Regions from separate parts of the Homo sapiens genome. Here region 1 is linked to region 2. Evidence: chromatin loops called from intact Hi-C (ENCODE). Cell type or tissue: endothelial cell of umbilical vein. All regions are shown on one strand. Links, peaks and the distances in the headings refer to the core of each region. The heading gives the core; the rest is flanking DNA.

Region 1 (8,913 bases), core at 2,135-7,134, 58 kb before region 2:
CCTTACTCTTTATTTTTATATACCATGTTGCCTGTTAAATGATCACTTCTAAGAACTACATTCTGAAAATATATTCTGTTGACTAATCATATACTTCATATTTACCTAATTGGTAAGGACAAAAAAAATGAAAATGAAAAAAAGACATCAGCTGAGGAGCAAAAGGGAAAAGGGAAAAAGACAACTTCAAAGTAATTATTTGTGATATTTTTGTTTAGGCCTGAAAAAAATGGCATCCAGCATGCTGCTACTGACATATGGTTCCCTCTGTGACCCTCAGAGCCAAACAGTATGAATAATCCAAAGCTTGCCGGAATCCAAGACTTTTATATTAAAGTCATTCTTTTTTTTTCCTTCAGCATTGTGTAGCTGCTTTGCTGAACAACAATGGAAATACATTTCCTGCCTCTCTTTTTTCTTTTTCATTTCATTTTTTTTTAATTCAAGAGCAAGCTTTAGAGTTTAGCTAAAATGCCTCCATCAAATAAAGTGGGACAGCAGTACTTAGGACTATTTTTCTGTTTTTATTCATGACCTGAGTCATAGAAGAATGCTAGCTTTGAAGTCTGAAATTTTTTTTTTTTATGTTTGGAAGATACCACATGTGTCTTTTACATAGTCTAGTAAAGATGCTTGATTTTGTTTTTTTATATGCCCTCTGTTATTGACGATCCAAGCAGTAAAACATATACAATAAAATTGTGCTTTTTATGAATTTGATTGATCTCTTTTGTATTCTAAAGAATAACCTGGCAAAGCATTATGTTTTTGATTTAGGTCTTCATAAGTCATCTACATAGAGGATACTAAATAGGAAGAGGTGATAGTGACATTTGCATGTTAGGAGTTCAGGTTCTACTTTAATTGCTGTGGGATTACATTTCAATTTTTTTTCCATGATATTTTCTCTGCAACGACAACCAGGTAGTAGTCTTCCTGCCTTAGTCTTCATTAAACTCCCATCACCCTCCACATCACTACCAGATACATCTTCTAATTCATTAAACGAATATCACTCTCCTCCTCAAAAGCCTTTGGTGTCTCCCCATTGTCTGCCAACTCTCTCTTTAATCTAGCATTCAAAGCCCTCCATGATTTGGCTGCAGTTCATCATTTGAGTTTCACCTGTCCCTAACAACTCCCTTGCTAGTACTTATGTTTCAGCTAAACACACACACATTTAATATACCCCTCATCCCATCCCCTCCTCACCCCCACACAGGTGCTCCTATCTGTCCTTTTCCACTGCCATTGCTTTTATAATACTCTCTACCAGGACCATCCAACCTCTTATTTTTACCTATGTTTTGAGGCAGAACTCCTACACGTATTTTGAGGCCCAGTTTAAATGCAACAAGTTTCAAGTCTTACTCGTCCCATTTATAATAGTTTTTGTATCTTATTTCCCCTCATCATTATCTTTCCTCTGGTTATTTTCCCTCACAACTCCTTAATTGCGGGAACTTACCATAGCACAGCAGCAGCCTTCCTTGTGCATGACAGTTGCCAATAATCCTTTGTTGAACAATGGGAATGAGACCTAATGTCCACCCCCATATCTCTGAACTTTTCTATCTTAATTATATTTAAATGTGCACGCTATTCTGGTTATTGGAACTAGCATCCTAGCAACCTTTCTTTCCATAAACGAGGGAACTTTGTGATTTATAGAGATGCTGTTGTTCATAATCAGATATGTAACGTTTATTATGTATGGAAATAACACAAATTCATTAATGGAAAACAATAGTTTGGAAGAGTTAAGTATCTGAATCAATATTTAAAGCTGCCATAGCACAGCAGGACTTAGTCCCCTCAGACATTTGAATGAATGACCGAGCCATCAATTTAACCTGTTGAGTATGTGACTGAACAGACAAAACCTTAGATGTGTCAATATAACCACACTGGCTGACCTGAAATAAGAGTCTCTTTAGCTTCAAGCAGAATTTGCAAAACTCCCAGAATTCAAGCCTCAGGTGCCAACAACACTCAAAATAATCTTTACAATTTTCTGAGACTTTAGCTATGTTCCGCTAATAAAAGGTATTATTTAGTATTTCTTGTCTCATCATTTAAAAGCCAATGTCCTGGCTACATGTATAAAGGCTTGAGAGATTCCCTTCCTGTTTATTTGGTGAGTTAAGTTGGCAGGCAACCACTAGAGAGACACTGATGTCTGTTAGTGCCACAGGTGTGAGTTTTGTAATCTCTCTTTCTGGAAAATGTCCAGGATGTTACTGTTTTGAAGGCTGGCTTCCCCTTAAAAAAAAAAAAGTAAATGTATCCTGTGCACTATTGTCACTTAGAGCTGTGGAGCAGCAATGACTAAAAGCCTCTTGAGAAATAAACACAAGTGACAAAAGATTAATTCTTTTGGCATTCTTATGGAAAAACCATGATCCTTTCCAAAGAGAAAACTCCTTGAAGTCCGTGTGGGTTCATTAGAAGTCCCTCTCTGGGAAAACTAAAGAGCAGGCAAATGATCAGTTTGTGTGTCTGACAGTGACATCTGTCACCCATTGACCTCAGATGTGACACTATTGATTTGGCTGCCTTCCTTCTTCATGGCTCCATGCATGTCCCTCTAAAACTGTGCTAAATCATTGGAAATTTTAAAAACCACTCCTTGTCTCCAATGACTTTGATTGAAGAGCTGCAAACTAGGTATGAAGAAATTCAAACACATTAGGTTTCTAGGCAGTTTGGTTGGGGGCGGGGGTGGTGGCTAAAGAGCTAGAATATTGTTCTAGAAATCTGGATAATGGTAAGTACCTTGTAAAATGAATGACCCATTGTTCCTTCACTGAAGGTTCACATTCTTGTACAGTCTTACTGAACTTGTGCACTAGTTAGCTGTCCCACTAAGAGTTTGTCACTAAACAAAACAAGCATACAAGTCAATGCTGTGGACCATGAACTTGCTTTTCCTACAGTATTTTGCTCACATGGATGGGTCAAAATTGGGAAACATGGCTTAACCAAATTCAAAGCCTTTTTGATATAGGACTTCTCAAAACCTTCATTCTGTTCCCATGTGTTTTGTGCATCTCTAAGAGGAAACTGGAATGTAAGGTTGACCATGAGACCTGTTCCTCCTGCTCACCCAGAGGAATTAACTCTTCCCTTTCATGAATGGGTATAGACTGAATACCTGTTAACAACAAAATCTGTCAGCAGCATCACTATTGAAGAAGACATAGTGAACCGGCTTTGTTTTCTTCAGTGGATGGAACTCATTCCACTCTGTAACATTTTGTTCTTGGCTTAACAAGCAACAGTGCAAGTGGCATAACCCTGCATATTTTTTGTTTTAGGTCACTCTGAGAAGTTGGTTTACTTATATTTAGATAATTAGTACAAAGCAACACTGCATTTATGGAACATTCTTTAGTTTCCTTTTAGAGTCTTCACACAACTAGGATTAAAGAGGACTAAAATTATATTACTTCTGGAAGGAAAGCTGGATCTCTACTAGTTTGGTAGGCATGAAAACTAGAGAGACTTTCACTCTCCATGGAGCAGTGATATGAAGTCTGATGCAAATGGCTCCTTTCTGGATTATTCATTCATTTGATAAATATTTATTGAATGCTTACTATATTCCTAGTGGTCTTTTAGGTGTTTGGATTAGAGTTACTTAAAAAAGAACTTCCAACCTTGTGGAGCTTACATTCTATGGGGGAAGAAAACAAGCAAGCAAATACATTTATGAAAAAAATTATATATTTACAGATCAGATAATTGATATGAGGGAACTAAAACAAGGTGATAAGCTGGAATGGGGGGTTCTTTTTATAAAAAGTGTGATTTATAATTAAAGTTTCTAATCTCAAATATGTTTTCGCCATAATGAATTTCTGTGGTAATAAAATGTAATACCTCTTCTTGTTTTTCTTCATAAATATACATACTTATAAAGAAGAGGTGATTGTTGAAAGAGGAGGTGAGCCAGCCATGTGAAGATCTAAGAGAGCAGATTTCCAAGTGTAAATTTTAGAAATTATAGGAACTGTGAGGTAGAGTCTTTAGCTGGTTTTAAGAACAGAAAAAAGCCATTGTGGCTGGAACATAGTGAGGAAGGGAACAAATAGTGCGATTTACTAGATCGGTGGTTCTCGAAGTGTGGTCAGGTATGTTGGTAGTCATACACAGGCTAGCAAGCTGTACTGTTGAGTCAAGGAATAAGAGATGGTGTCGTCCTCGGGCACCCAATTTATGCAGGTCCTGATAGTTCTCTGACTATGAGAAATCAGGGAGATTTTATTTAGCGCAGTAGTTCTCAAAGTATGATTCCTGGGCCACCAATATCAACAACACTTGGAAACTTGTTGGAAATGCAAATTTTCTACCCCATCCCAGACCTACTAAATCAGTAGGACTGAGACCAGCAACCTTTGTTGTAACAAGCCATTCGGGTGATTCTGGTGTTAGATAGAGTTAGTGATTCATCTTGCTGGAAAATAACTGGGGGTGTGAGTGTGGAGTAAAATAGTGTCACTTTAGGAGGAAGTGTCTTCTTTGTTTAAAAGCCTTATTATTCTATTTGTGTTCTTGAACCCATCTGCTACTGGAAAGTACCTAGCTTCATTAATTCATTAACTCTTCCTGCATGTATTAGGAATAAACAGATGATGCTCTTAGGGTTGTACATAGATAATTTCAGTTAATCCTTATAATAACCCTGTGGGATAGGTACTGTTATTATTCCCATTTTATAGAAAAGGAAATGAGGGTACAGAAAAGAAATTTGACCCTGGTCACAAAGGTAATAAGAGGAAGTCTGGTTCCAGAAGCACATTAATAAGTACTTTTCTACAGTGCCTCTCACATATCTGGGATCAGCTGGGGTGATTTGATCTAAGATAACATTGTTCAAACAATTGCCTTTGCTTTTGACTTTGACTTCAAGTCTCTGAATGGTGCTCATAGAGGTCACCTAGTGACTATTCTAGTCTAAAACCCTGAGAGGTAAAACAGCTTGCCTAAGATTATAGAGCCAGTTAGTGTCAGAGCCATGACTTAAAACCCAGGTCCCTAACTTTCAACTCAGTGTTAACACGTTTCCATTGAAAACAAAACTGTGGATGTGACATACTGAAAACAACAAAGCCAGGCCACATATCCAGCAGCTCATGTATTTACCAGTCTTCCTTTATCTTGCTATTGTTAGCACAATGAGTTCTTTTCCTGATTCTGGTGCCCATGAAGGGCCAGAGGACAGGGCCCCCTAGGGAGAATACTGCCATAGCTGGCAATAAGAGCAAACACTAGTCTTGCACATGGAATTTGAGTCTAGGGTGCCAGAAGGGAACATTAGGTTCTATTAGTAGTATCTTTCATTGTCAAACGCATGAAGACAACAATGCATCAAAAAAAAGTAACTTTTCACCGGGTTCTTTTTTATGTTTCCTAGATTTTCTCTTTGTTTGCTTGCATGGTTTTGTTTTTAACTGCTTTTCTCATTTTATCTGCAGTGAAATTTTACCAAGGGAATGTACAGAAGTTGACATTCTGATCACTTCTTGGCCTTTTGGCTAACATCAAGTGCAGAAGTTAACATTCTGTAGAGCCTTAAAATAGCCACCCCTGTACGTTTAAGGCTTAATCACAAAACCTCAGCAATATTAAACATAAAATCTCCATTTCGGCATATGAATCTGAAATGAACTAGCTTTTCTGTCTCTATCTTCTGTTTTACATTTACAAAAGTGTGATGTATAATTTAAGTTTTAATCTCAAATGTGTTTGCTCTAGAATAAAATTCTGTAATAATAAAATGTTCTATCTCAGCTTGATTTCCTCTAGAAATATACTAACTATTCTTGTCATTTTCCCATTAATACAGTCAGCAAATAAAATAAAGTATTAATTCTGATTTAAAATCTAGTTCTGACTAGCATAATATTGTTTCATTAGAGTCATTCAAGATGCTTTTTGGGGACCCTATTAGGGGATTAATAAGAAGTTGTGATGAAAAGTCACATATTGTATATTAGATGTAATTATACAATGCATCTCTATTTATTATCAGTCTCCCAAACAACTTCTATTTAAAGAAAAGGGAAGTGTTGATTATTCCTGGGCAAGATGGCTGAATAGGAGCAGCTCCAGTCTGCAGCTTCCAACGAGACCAACGCAAAAGGTCAGTGATTTGTGCATTTCCAACTAAGGTACCCGGTTCATCTCACTGAGACTGGTTAGATAGTGGGTGCAGCCCCCAGAGGGTGAGCAGAAGCAGGGTGGAGTGTCGCCTCACCTGGGAAGCGCAAGGGGTCGGGGAACTTCCTTTCCTAGCCAAGGGAAGCCATGAGGGACCATGCTGTGAGGGATGGTGCTATCCAGCTCAGACACTGTGCTTTTCCCATGGTCTTCGCAATCCGCAGACCAGGAGATTCCCTCAGGTGCCTACACCACCAAGGCCCTGGGTTTCAAGCACAAAACTGGGCGGCCATTTGGGCAGACACTGAGCTAACTGGAGGAGCTTTTTTCTTGTCCTAGTGGCACCTGGAACGCCAGTGAGACAGAACCGTTCACTCCCCTGGAAGGGGGGCTGAAGCCAGGGAGCCAAGTGGTCTTGCTCAGCAGATCCCACCCCCAAAGAGCCCAGCAAGCTAAGATCCACTGGCTTGAAATTCTTGCTGCCAGCACAGTCAGACTTCACAGTCTGAAGTCAACCTGAGATGCTCGAGCTTGGTGGGGGGAGGGGTGCCCGAGCTTGGTGGGGGAAGGGGCGCCCGCCATTACTGAGGCTTGAGTAGTCGGTTTTCCTCACACAGTGTAAACAAAGCCGCCTGGAAGTTCGGACCCACCGCAGCTCAGCAAAGCCGCTATAGCCAGACTGCCTCTCTAGATTCCTCCTCTCTGGGCAGGACATCTCTGAAAGAAAGGCAGCAGCCCCAGTCAGGGGCTTATAGCTAAAAGTCCCATCTCTCTGGGACGGAGCACCTGGGGGAATGGGGAGCTGTGGGCGCCCTTAAGCGTTCCTGCCTGCTGGCTCTGAAGAGAGCAGTGGATCTCCCAGCACAGTGCTAGAGCTCTGCTAAGGGTCAGACTGCCTCCTCAAGTGGGTCCCTGAACCCCGTGCCTCCCGAAAAGGAGACACCTCCCAGCAGGGGTGGACAGACACGTCATACAGGAAAGCACTGGCTGGCATCTGGCAGGTGCCCCTCTGGGACGAAGCTTCCAGAGGAAGGAACAGACAGCAATCTTTGCTGTTCTGCAGCCTCCACTGGTGATACCCAGGCAAACAGGGTCTGGAGTGGAACCCCAGCAAACTCCAGCAGACCTACAGAAGAGGGGCCTGACAGAAGGAAAACTAACAAAAAGAAAGCAATAGCATCAACATTAACAAAAAGGATGACCATGCAAAAACTCCATCCAAAGGTCACCAACAGCAAAGACCAAAGGTAGATAAATCCATGGAGATGAGGAAAAACCAGCACAAAAAGGCTGAAAATTCCAAAAACCAGAATGCCTCTTCTCCTCCAGAGGATCACAACACCTGGCCAGCAAGGGAACAAAACTGGATGGAGAATAAGTTTGATGAATTGACAGAAGTAGGCTTCAGAAGGTGGGAAATAACAAACTTCTCCAAGCTAAAGGAGCATGTTATAACCCAATGCAAGGAAGCTAAGAACCTTGATAAAAGGTTAGAGGAATTGCTAACTAGAATAACTAGTTTAGAAAAGAACATAAATGACCTGATGGAACTGAAAAACACAGCACGAGAACTTCGTGAAGCATACGCAAGTATCAATAGCCGAATCAATCAAGCAGAACAAAGGATATCAGAGATTGAAGATCAACTTAATGAAATAAAGCATGAAGACAAGATTAGAGAAAAAAGAATAAAAAGGAACGAACCAAGCCTCCAAGAAATATGGGACTATATGAAAAGACCAAACCTACGTTTGATTGGTGTACCTGAAAGTGATGGGGAGAAAGGAACCAAGTTGGAAAACACACTTCAGGATGTAATCCAGGAGAACTTCCCGAACCTAGCAAGAGAGGCCAACATTCAAATTCAGGAAATACAGAGAACACCACAAAGATACTCCTTAGAAGAGCAACCCCAAGGCACATAATTGTCAGATTCACCAAGGTTGAAATGAAGGAAAAACTGTTAAGGGCAGCCAGAGAGAAAGGTCGGGTTACCCACAAAGGGAAGCCCATCAGACTAACAGCTGATCTCTCTGCAGAAACCCTACAAGCCAGAAGAGAGTGATGGTCAATATTCAACATTCTTAAAGAAAAGAATTTTCAACCCAAATTTCATATCCAGCCAAACTAAGCTTCATAAGTGAAGGAGAAATAAAATCCTTTACAGACAAGCAAATGCTGAGGGATTTTGTCACCACCAGGCCTGCCTTACAAGAATTCCTGAAGGAAGCATTAAATATGGAAAGGAAAAACCGGTACCAGCCACTGCAAAAACAACCCAAAATGTAAAGACCATCGACTATGGTCAATGAAGAAACTGCATCAACTAATGGGAAACAAGAAGAGCTAACTATCCTAAATATTTTTCCTAAATATATACCCAGGTTCATAAAGCAAGTTCTTAGAGACCTACGAAGAGACTCCTACACAATAAAAGTGGGAGACTTTCACACCCCACTGTCAATATTAGACAGATTAATGAGACAGAAAATTAACAAGTATATTCAGGACTTGAACTCAGCTCTGGACCAAGTGTACCTAATAGACATCTATGCAACTCTCCACTTCAAATCAACAGAATATACATTCTTCTCAGCACTACATAGCACATATTCTAAAATCGACCACGTAATTGGAAATAAAACACTCCTCAGCAAATGCAAAAGAACGGAAATCAGTGGTACAAAACGCGGCTCAAGGAAATAAGAGCACCCAAACAAATGGAAAAACATTCCATGCTCATGAATGGGA
Region 2 (8,913 bases), core at 1,442-6,441:
ATGGAGAATGCTGCCGTAATAGAAATAAAATTTAAAACAAAAGTTCTGTTAACTGTGCAGTCATATTATTTTTGAATATGGAAAAGTGGATGTGTTTTGTAACACACAAAGCAAAAATAATGTAACTTAATTTGTTAAGGTCTGCGAAGTGATTAAGATGCATCAATAATCATATTAAAATGGAGATGGTTGGATTTGAGCCATTTTAGCAAATCTTAGATATTAGGGTGCTAAGATGGTGGCCAGAGTGGAAAGGACACCTTTTTGTCACCCTGGTCACCATGGTATGCTGTCAGTGCAAATAGAAACCCAAATCTAATTTCAAACAAAACCTAAGTAATAGCAGTGAGTTTCCATACAATTCTCTTTTTAAAGTCAAATTAAATCATTTCCTTGAAGTACCACAAATGTTATTTTCAATCCCCAAATTTTCCTTTTGTATTCAGTTCTCTCTCAGTAATAGCATTTTTTTCAGTACAAAGAAAATCTTATGTTTACATAAATGCACTGTCTAACGGTCCTGTTTACATCACTCACACCAATAGGTCTGGAGGTCCTTTTCCCGATGAGAGTTTACAAATGTCACAGCCTTCTTCTCTTCCCTCTGTTAACCTTTCAAGGACAAAATTCCTCTTAATTAAGAGTTTAACTTGTGAGGTGGTATGTTTCAGTTGTCTGAGTTAATGTCAGCCTTGGTAAGCTGAGACATCTGTTCAGAACACAGGTCACCCTCTCATCCAGCTAATTTATACTGCTAGAGATGGCTTCTACTTTTCTTTTCTAAGAAAGTCATAGTTGGCTGCAGGCAGACTTACCAGTTGAGAATATAATTTCATTAAGCCTGTCTCCACATTGCTTCCTTAGTATTTTGCAGGATGGAAGAAGGGGTAGCAGGCACAAATAGCTTCATATTAATGAACTGCCTTGAATAGGTTCTGGATTTGAGGGTCTATTTCCAGCCTCTAAAGAAGGCAAAAGGTCTGCTGCAACCCCAGTTTGATTTGAGGTGTGCTAGTAAGGGCCTCTACTCTTTCCAATGCTGGGCATAGTACCAGAATTTCCTCTGTTGGGGAATTTATTATACCTTTGAATCTTGTAGATTTCAGTTTCTCAAAAGATGTTTGCTAAAATGCAAATGCCCCAAGGAGAGGGGCATAATAAGGTTTTTTATCATCTAATAATTTAACTAATTTGAGTTTGACTTGCTTTGCAAATATGGCCCAAAGCAGGGGTGCATCCAGGTATTGTGGTACCTAATACTTAAACACTTTAGAGAAGGGATCTTTAAAAAAAGAATAAACATTGGCCAGGCGCGGTGGCTCACGCCTGTAATCCCAGCACTTTGGGAGGCTGAGGCAGGTGGATCATGAGGTCAGGAGAGCGAGACCATCCTGGCTAACACGGTGAAACCCCGCCTCTACCAAAAATACAAAAAATTATCCAGGCATGGTAGCAGGGGCCTGTAGTCCCAGCTACTCGGGAGGGTGAGGCAGGAGAATGGTGTGAACCCGGGAGGCGGAGCTTGCAGTGAGCCGAGATCGGGCCACTGTACCCCAGGCTGGGCGACGGAGCGAGACTCCGTCTCAAAAAAAATAAAAATAAAAAAAATAAACATTTACCAATAAAAAATTAGTGAAGATTCTTAGAAGGGACCTGGGCAAGTTGGGGGACCTAAAGCTTCATTAGTTTCATGGTAAGTCTGCCTGTGGGCTAGGGTAGTGATGAACAACCTTTAGGGTGCAGGGTGCATTAAATGTATGTGAGTGGTATGTTAAAAAATGTAGATTCTTGGGGCCCATGCTTCAAGATTCAGATTCAGTAGATCTGAGTTTGAGCCCTGGAACCTTGGAGCTTTTGTGGTCTGAGGTATCTACCTATATTTCACACTTTGAGAAACATGGTACAGCACAGAGAAGGCACCTGAGGGAAGGAGCAGGACCTTATTCTCCAGTGGATGGTTAAAGGTTTCAGTTATGCAAGATAAATAAATTCTGGAGATCTACTATACGGCATAGTGCCTGTAGCTGACAGTACTATATTGTATATTTAAAATTTGCTAAGAGGATAGATCTTAGTGATCTTACCAGAAGAAAACCTCCCCAAACAAATGAAAAACTCCACAGCACAATAATAATAAAGGAGCAGGGAGGAAACTTGGAGATAATGAATATTTTTATGGTCTTGATGGTGGTGATAGTTCCATGGGTATATATTTGTCCCCAAATTCATTGAGATGTAGACATTAAATATGTACAGCTTTTTATATGTCAATTCTACCTTGACAAAATGGTTAGAAAAATAGGAAGAAGAAGCCAGAGATAACTTTTAAAGAAGGCAATGGTCCTCATGGCTATGCGACTCTAGAGCCACATCCACAATCGCCATTCCTACTGCTTCTTCATGTCTTGTTCTTCTCTGCATGAAATATACACATTCTTTCACATGCCCACAAAATGAATATGTCACAAAATGCCTAAATTTAGTGAATTGACTTATTGCATCTATTTATTTTGCATATCCAGGACAATGCAAGAGAAAATGCAGGCTTTTTTCATAAAGAAGCATTTTCATTATTGAAAAGAGGACCTATATGTTATATGGTAGCCACATTTCTTGGAAAATTGCAAGAAGGACAGATGAGATCTTTGACATTAACCCTCTGCAAGGGTAGTCCTTTGCCCATATATAAAGGGGAGATGAATGTTTGGGCAGGAAGAGGGACAGAGGGGCAATGTGGCTGACTTGTGGTCCAAGATATACTCTTCCACTCTTGGGGGACTAAGATCAACAGAGAAATATTTCTGTTTAGCTGGTTTCATAGTAAGAACCACATATGATGAGAGACTGTAGTTACTATACTTTATTATCATATAATACTCTTATACACAAATATGAGCTGCATGCCAGAAAGTCTTTGTATTAGTCAAGATTCTCCAGAGAAACAGAGACAATAAGATTCTTTTCCTTAGGATATGTATGCATATAGAAAAATTTTTTTCTATATGCATACACATCCTATTAGGAAAAGAATTAACTCACATGATTATGGAGGATGGCAAGCCTAAAATTTAGAGTGTGGGCCAGCTGGATTGAGACCTAGGAGAGCTGATATTCCAGTTCCAGTAGGAAGGCTGGCAGCCTAGAGACCCAGGAAAGCTGATGGTGCACATAAAATCTGAAAGCAGTGTGCTGGATAATTCATTCTTGTTTGGGCAGGCCAGTCTTTTTGTTCTATTGAGGCCTTCAACGGATTGGAAGAGGCCCACCCACATTACAAGGATCAGTCTGCTTTATGCACAGTTCACTGATTTAAATGTTAACTTGATTCAGAAACACCTTCCAAGATGACACATACAATTAAACATCATAGTCATATAAGTCATGGTTTTCTCTATTTCATTGTGGAGGACACAATGTGTGGGGCAATGGGCCTCCTCTCAAGGCATCCACTGGAGCCAAGCACCTGCCATATGGAAACTTTCTATCATTGGCAGAGACCATCTGTTTTATTTTTGGGCATTCGGAAACCACCTAGCAAAAGAAGGTCCTAAACTCTTGAATGGTTTCTATTTCTGAGATTATATAATAAGCACTTGCATGCTTCCCATCACTCACAGTGCTGAGGGTGTCCATGAGACTATTTCCTAATTCCTACTTTTCCCCCAACCCAAGTATGATTTATCCTCCTTATCAATACAATGTCGCTTTATTTTCAGATTCGTCATTGTGCAGTTTATCACACTCCATGCTGTAATACAGGTAGTTCTGAATATGTTGTAGCCACCTGTCCTTCCTTCCCCCTCTCCCCACCACTAATTTATGAGCTACTTGAGAGCAGGTATTGTGGGTCACTTATCTTCATGTCCCTCATTACATCTAGCAATGAGCCTTGCTCACAGTAGGTGCTTAAACGGTATTGGTTGAAATTAGTTGGATTGCATTTGTGGGGCTCTAAAATAGTTCTGACCAGCGCTTACTTGAAGTAAATTGGAAAATAGTTTTCTCATAAACTATAGCCTGACAACCAGAGCCCTAGCATTTCAAATCTTGATCCTTGTGTTCCTGTAGCTCCTCCTAGTGGGAAGGTTGCAAAATTTCTTGGCTGCAGGATTACTGCAGCCGAGTTATTACTGCTAGAAACAACAGGAACCACCACCAAACGAAACATAAACCCTTTGTAGGAAATATATATAGTTTAAATTTTTACCTTTTTTAAGGTTTATAGCTGGGCCCAAAGTTTCTAAAAGGTCTATTCAGCCTCTGTGAGAAGCAACTGGGGTTATTTTCGGAGATGTAACCCATGGGTATTGATATACACCACGGCATTCCTTGGTAGCCAAGCATAGGGCTAAGATGAGAACTATTTGGCTACTTCTTAATATTTAAGTGGATGAGCAGCAAACATCTTTCTCCGTCTTCCTGAGCTCCATTCTGCAATTGCAGTGCAGCAGGACGACAGTGCATTTACTGTGGCATGCTGTTGGCCCCATGCACTTCCCCCTTTCCCCCATAGATCTCGGCAGTGCCTTCTGCTTTGGTCCTGACAGGTAGGTCAGTTGGTTTCAGTCTGCCTGGCTGATTTATGCTGCTTTAGGATCCCTTAAGCCTATGCTTCTGGTAGCCTGTACTTCAGATAAAAGTGTTTTTGATTTTTGCATTTCTCTATAGAAACCATAGCCTCTTTTCTTTAATCCCAATGTTTTCAGGGGATGTCTGGGCATTATGTATGCATGTTTAATGATTCATACTCCTAGGATTTTGAGTTTGTTTTTAACTGAACTGTATCTGTTCTCTTATAGAATTTTAGAAGTATTAAAAATAATGTAATAAGCCTTTGCAATGTCTGTTTTTAGGAGGTTGATTGCAGTAATTTTTTTAAACCAACTGATGCACAGTATACAGTACATTCCCCAAATCTGTTGTATATAGGGTAAAAAAATCTTCAAATGGAAAAATCTTCCTTCTTTGCTGTGAGCAAAATAATTAACTATTTGACCACTGATCCATACCAGTGAATGTGATGCCCCTTAGCTTTTCTGAGGTTATGCATAACTCTTGTCTATCCAGCTTCATAAACTGTGGAGTAGGCTTTCTGGAGACAAAGATCTGAGAGTGAACATTATAACATGAATCAGCCCTAGCTACAAATTTGATGTAGTGTTTGCTGGAATTGACAGCAAAAGACAACATTAATCCACATACTAGTGCAGCAGTGGTTTCATTTCATCCCTCTGCAACTACGTGACTTGGAATATATTTGTGTTTTCATTTTATTTCAGTGCCTTTGAGCATACAGTATGGTACCTTTTTTGAGCCATGACATAGGTTTGAAGCAATACAGTTTATACCTGTGCAGTACTCCTCATTAGAGAAGTGTTTCTCGGTTAAGATTGTTGTCTCTCTACCTGGAAACATAAAACATAAAGTCATACTGTAAGGATAAAGACTATCAATGTATGGTTGGCTCAGTTAACTGGAACCTCATGTTCACTCTTCTAGGTATATTCTGCTTTGTCAGAATCTCTTATGTGATCTTGGACAAGGTATATGATTTCATTTTCTACTCTTAGATTAATTATGTGGGATTTGATTGTATGTTGCTATATTTACCCTGGAGTTAAATATGTGTTCTCCTCTTCATTTAATCTAGTGATTTCACATTTGATTACCAAGAGATAATTAGAGATGGAAGTTCTGTGGTTGCTGGGAAACCAATCAACGATTTAAAAAATTTTGTTACAGATTATTATACCCACATATTTATTGGCAGAAGATAATAATTTAATAATTTAATTGGCAGAAGAAAAACTAGAAGTGGCATTTTTTTCAGGGAAAAAATCCTCAAATTGGCTAAATCTCTTCTATCACAAAGCTTTTTTAAGAATAATGGGGGAGTGAGGGAAACTTATAAACCACTGATTTCTTTACTCTTCTCTAGACACATATTTTTAACCCCAAGGCTCATCTGCAATTGATACCTGATATTTTTCTTATATACACACTTTTCAGTGTGTTGACAACAGTTTTAACAAAAAGTACATGTAAGTATATGTGCTATTATTAGTTTGTGTTAATGACTAAGCTACAATCACGCCCTGAACATTTTGTCAAGTTGTGTTTGAGGGGTCACTGGGTTCTCTCGTATGTTGAGAAGCTTTCTGGCCCAACTTAATTAGTACTTTTCAGAGAAAACAAGCCTGTTGGCCTGGATACTTACTCCATCTTTGGACAAGTGGAAGATTAGGGTCTTTGTCTAATTAACAGTTATCTACAGCACATAGCCTATAGGTGATAGCGTAAATTGCATGCTGAAAAATGCTACCTGAAAACAATGATCTAATATGGAATGACAGAGAGAGGGTCTTGGTACTTATCTCTATGAGTGTCTTTGGGGGCAAGGACAACTCCCTTTAATGCAGACTTTAAGGAGTTATGATTTCTCTGGGAGGAGTTGGGACAGGCCTAGGTTACTGCAGGTGATGGGGAGTATCTTACTACTTGCTGGATAAATACTTCTGTTTATCTCAGTCACAACCCTCAAATTTCCGTGGAGCAAGGAATTATCTTTAGAAAAGTATCCTAACTAGATCTTGCCTCTTTCTGGAAATCTCTTCCCAAAATAATTGCTTGACTTTCTCCTCACCTCCATCAGATGTTTCTTCACATGTCACCTTTACATTGAGGCCTTGTATACCATCCTATTTGAAATTTCAACCTGCCCCCCCCGCCCTCCCCCACACAAACAGACACACACACACACACACACACACACTTCATATCTCCTTCCCTGCTTTATTTTTTCTTTTTAGCATGCATTACTATGTAAAATATAAAATATTTTATTTTTTCTAAACTTGGTTATTGCTTGTATCCCCAACTAGAATGTAAGTTCCATGAAGGCAGGAATTTTTGTCTGTCATGTTCATTGTTGTAGTCCTGGTGCCTTGAATAGTCCCCTGGCATATTTAACAATGAAAAAATTGTTGAATGTATGAGTGAGGAAAAGGAAGGACAAAAAGGAAGGAAGAGGCACTCGGAAAGGCATTGATTCCAGACTCCAGAAGCTCTTTTCACTTTCAAAGTTAGGGCCAAAATGCTTCAGCCTTTTTTTCATTAAGGTAGAAATAATTTAGGGAATGCTATGCCTTCTCATTAATGGAGAGGACTGCAATCAAATAGAGCTATCTACTGTTAAATAGAGGGGGCTTCAATCAGTTGGGTTAGTGAAGAAGGAGAAAAGATATAATAAATCAGGCAGTGATGCCAAAGAGCATATTGGTCAGGGATGTTTTATATCTTGTTAAGTGAGGTAGAAGTGGGGATGTGGAGAAGAGATAGCATGACAATGAGGAAGGAGAGGGTGACAGAAGAGGAAGAGGTATAAAATATACAACTAAATCAATTTGGTTATAAGAACAAGTTTTTTCAGAGAAATTTATTTTCTTGCTTTTGACCATGTGTCATTTAATGATGGAGTTATGTATGCCCTGAGAAGTGCATTGTTAGGTGATTTTGTTGTGGTGCAAACAGTGTACTTACACAAACTTAGATGGTATAGTCTACTACACACTTAGGCTAGATATAGCCTAGTGTGCATAGTTGTATAGTGTGTATATCTATACCTAGATATAGGTGTAGTTTATTGCTCCTAGGCTGCAAACCTGTACAGCATGTTACTATACTGAACAATGAAGACAATTGTAAGATAATAGGATTTGTATATATAAACATAGAAAAAGTATAGTAAAAATATTGTGTAAAAGATAAAAAATGGTACATCTGTATAGGGTACTTACCAAGAATGGAGCTTGCAGGACTGGAAGTTGCTCTGAGTGAGTCAGTGAGTGAGTGGTGAGTGAATGTGATGACATCAGGACATTACCGTACACTACCGTAGACTTTAGGACATTACCGTACACTACCGTAGACTTTAGGACATTACTGTACACTACCGTAGACTTTAGGACATTACAGTACACTACCGTAGACTTTATAAATGCTTAGGCTATACACTAAATTTCCAAAAAATTTTTCTTTCTTCAATAATAAATTAACCTCAGCTTACTGCAGCTATTTTACTTTATAACCTTTAAATATTTGTAAACTTTTTTACTCTCTCTCTCTTTTTTTTTTCTTTTAGACGGAGTTTCACTCTTTTTGCCCAGGCTAGAGTGCAATGGCACCATCTCGGCTCACCACAAGCTCCACCTCCTGGGTTCAAGCGATTCTCCTGTCTCAGCCTCCCAAGTAGCTGGGATTACAGGCACCCGCCACCACGCCTGGCCAATTTTTGTATTTTTAGTAGAGATGGGGTTTCTCCATATTGGTCAGGCTGGTCTTGAACTCCTGACCTCAGGTGATTCGCCTGCCTTGGCCTCCCAAAGGGCTGGGATTACAGGCATAAGCCACCACCCTTGGCCAACTTTTTTACTCTTTTGTAATAAAACCTAGCCTAAAACACAAATACATCATACACCTTTACAAAAAAACCTTTCTTTATATCCTTATTCCAACAGCTTTTTTCCTATTTTTAATATTTTAATTTTTTTAAACTTTTAAAACTCTTTGTTAAAAATGAAGACACAAACACAGTAGCCGAGGCCTGCACAGGGTCAGGATCACCAATATCACTGTCTTCCCTCCATGTCATGTCCCACTGGAAGGTCTTCATGGGCAATATCATATCTCCTATGATAACAATGCCTTCTTCTGAAATACCTCCTGAAGGATCTGTGGCTGTTTTACAGTTAACTTTTTATTTTAATAAGTCAAAGGAATTCACTCTAAAATAATGATAAAAGTATAGTATAGTAAATACATAAACCAGTAACATAGTTGTTTATCGTTATCAAGTATTATGTACTATACATAATTGTATGTGCCACACTTATATGTGCCTGACAGTACATTAGG

The links. A loop is a pair of places that touch in the nucleus more often than their neighbours do. Peaks named below come from ENCODE experiments on the same cell type or tissue, not always from the same donor. Only the 100,000 strongest peaks of a DNase experiment are listed, where the experiment ranks them.
Region 1: a loop joins it to region 2, with 3 times the contacts of the local background. A loop is called at or near these places in 2 of 110 quality-filtered maps.

What each region holds. Positions count from the first base shown.
Region 1 is chrX:96,427,215-96,436,127 of GRCh38, reverse strand. LOC107985714 (a long non-coding RNA gene) reads left to right here. Exons shown (of 3, transcript XR_001755917.2): 3 at 6,035-7,857. Among named protein-coding and RNA genes, the nearest start is that of DIAPH2, 250 kb to the left of the region's middle. In endothelial cell of umbilical vein, for the core only: no CTCF peak of the experiment used is centred there; a DNase peak (open chromatin) is centred at 5,037; H3K27ac peaks cover 3,017 bases.
Region 2 is chrX:96,368,112-96,377,024 of GRCh38, reverse strand. The region is part of intron 1 of LOC105373294 (a long non-coding RNA gene); the gene reads left to right. Among named protein-coding and RNA genes, the nearest start is that of DIAPH2, 310 kb to the left of the region's middle. In endothelial cell of umbilical vein, for the core only: a CTCF peak has its summit at 4,070 (motif pointing left); no DNase peak of the experiment used is centred there.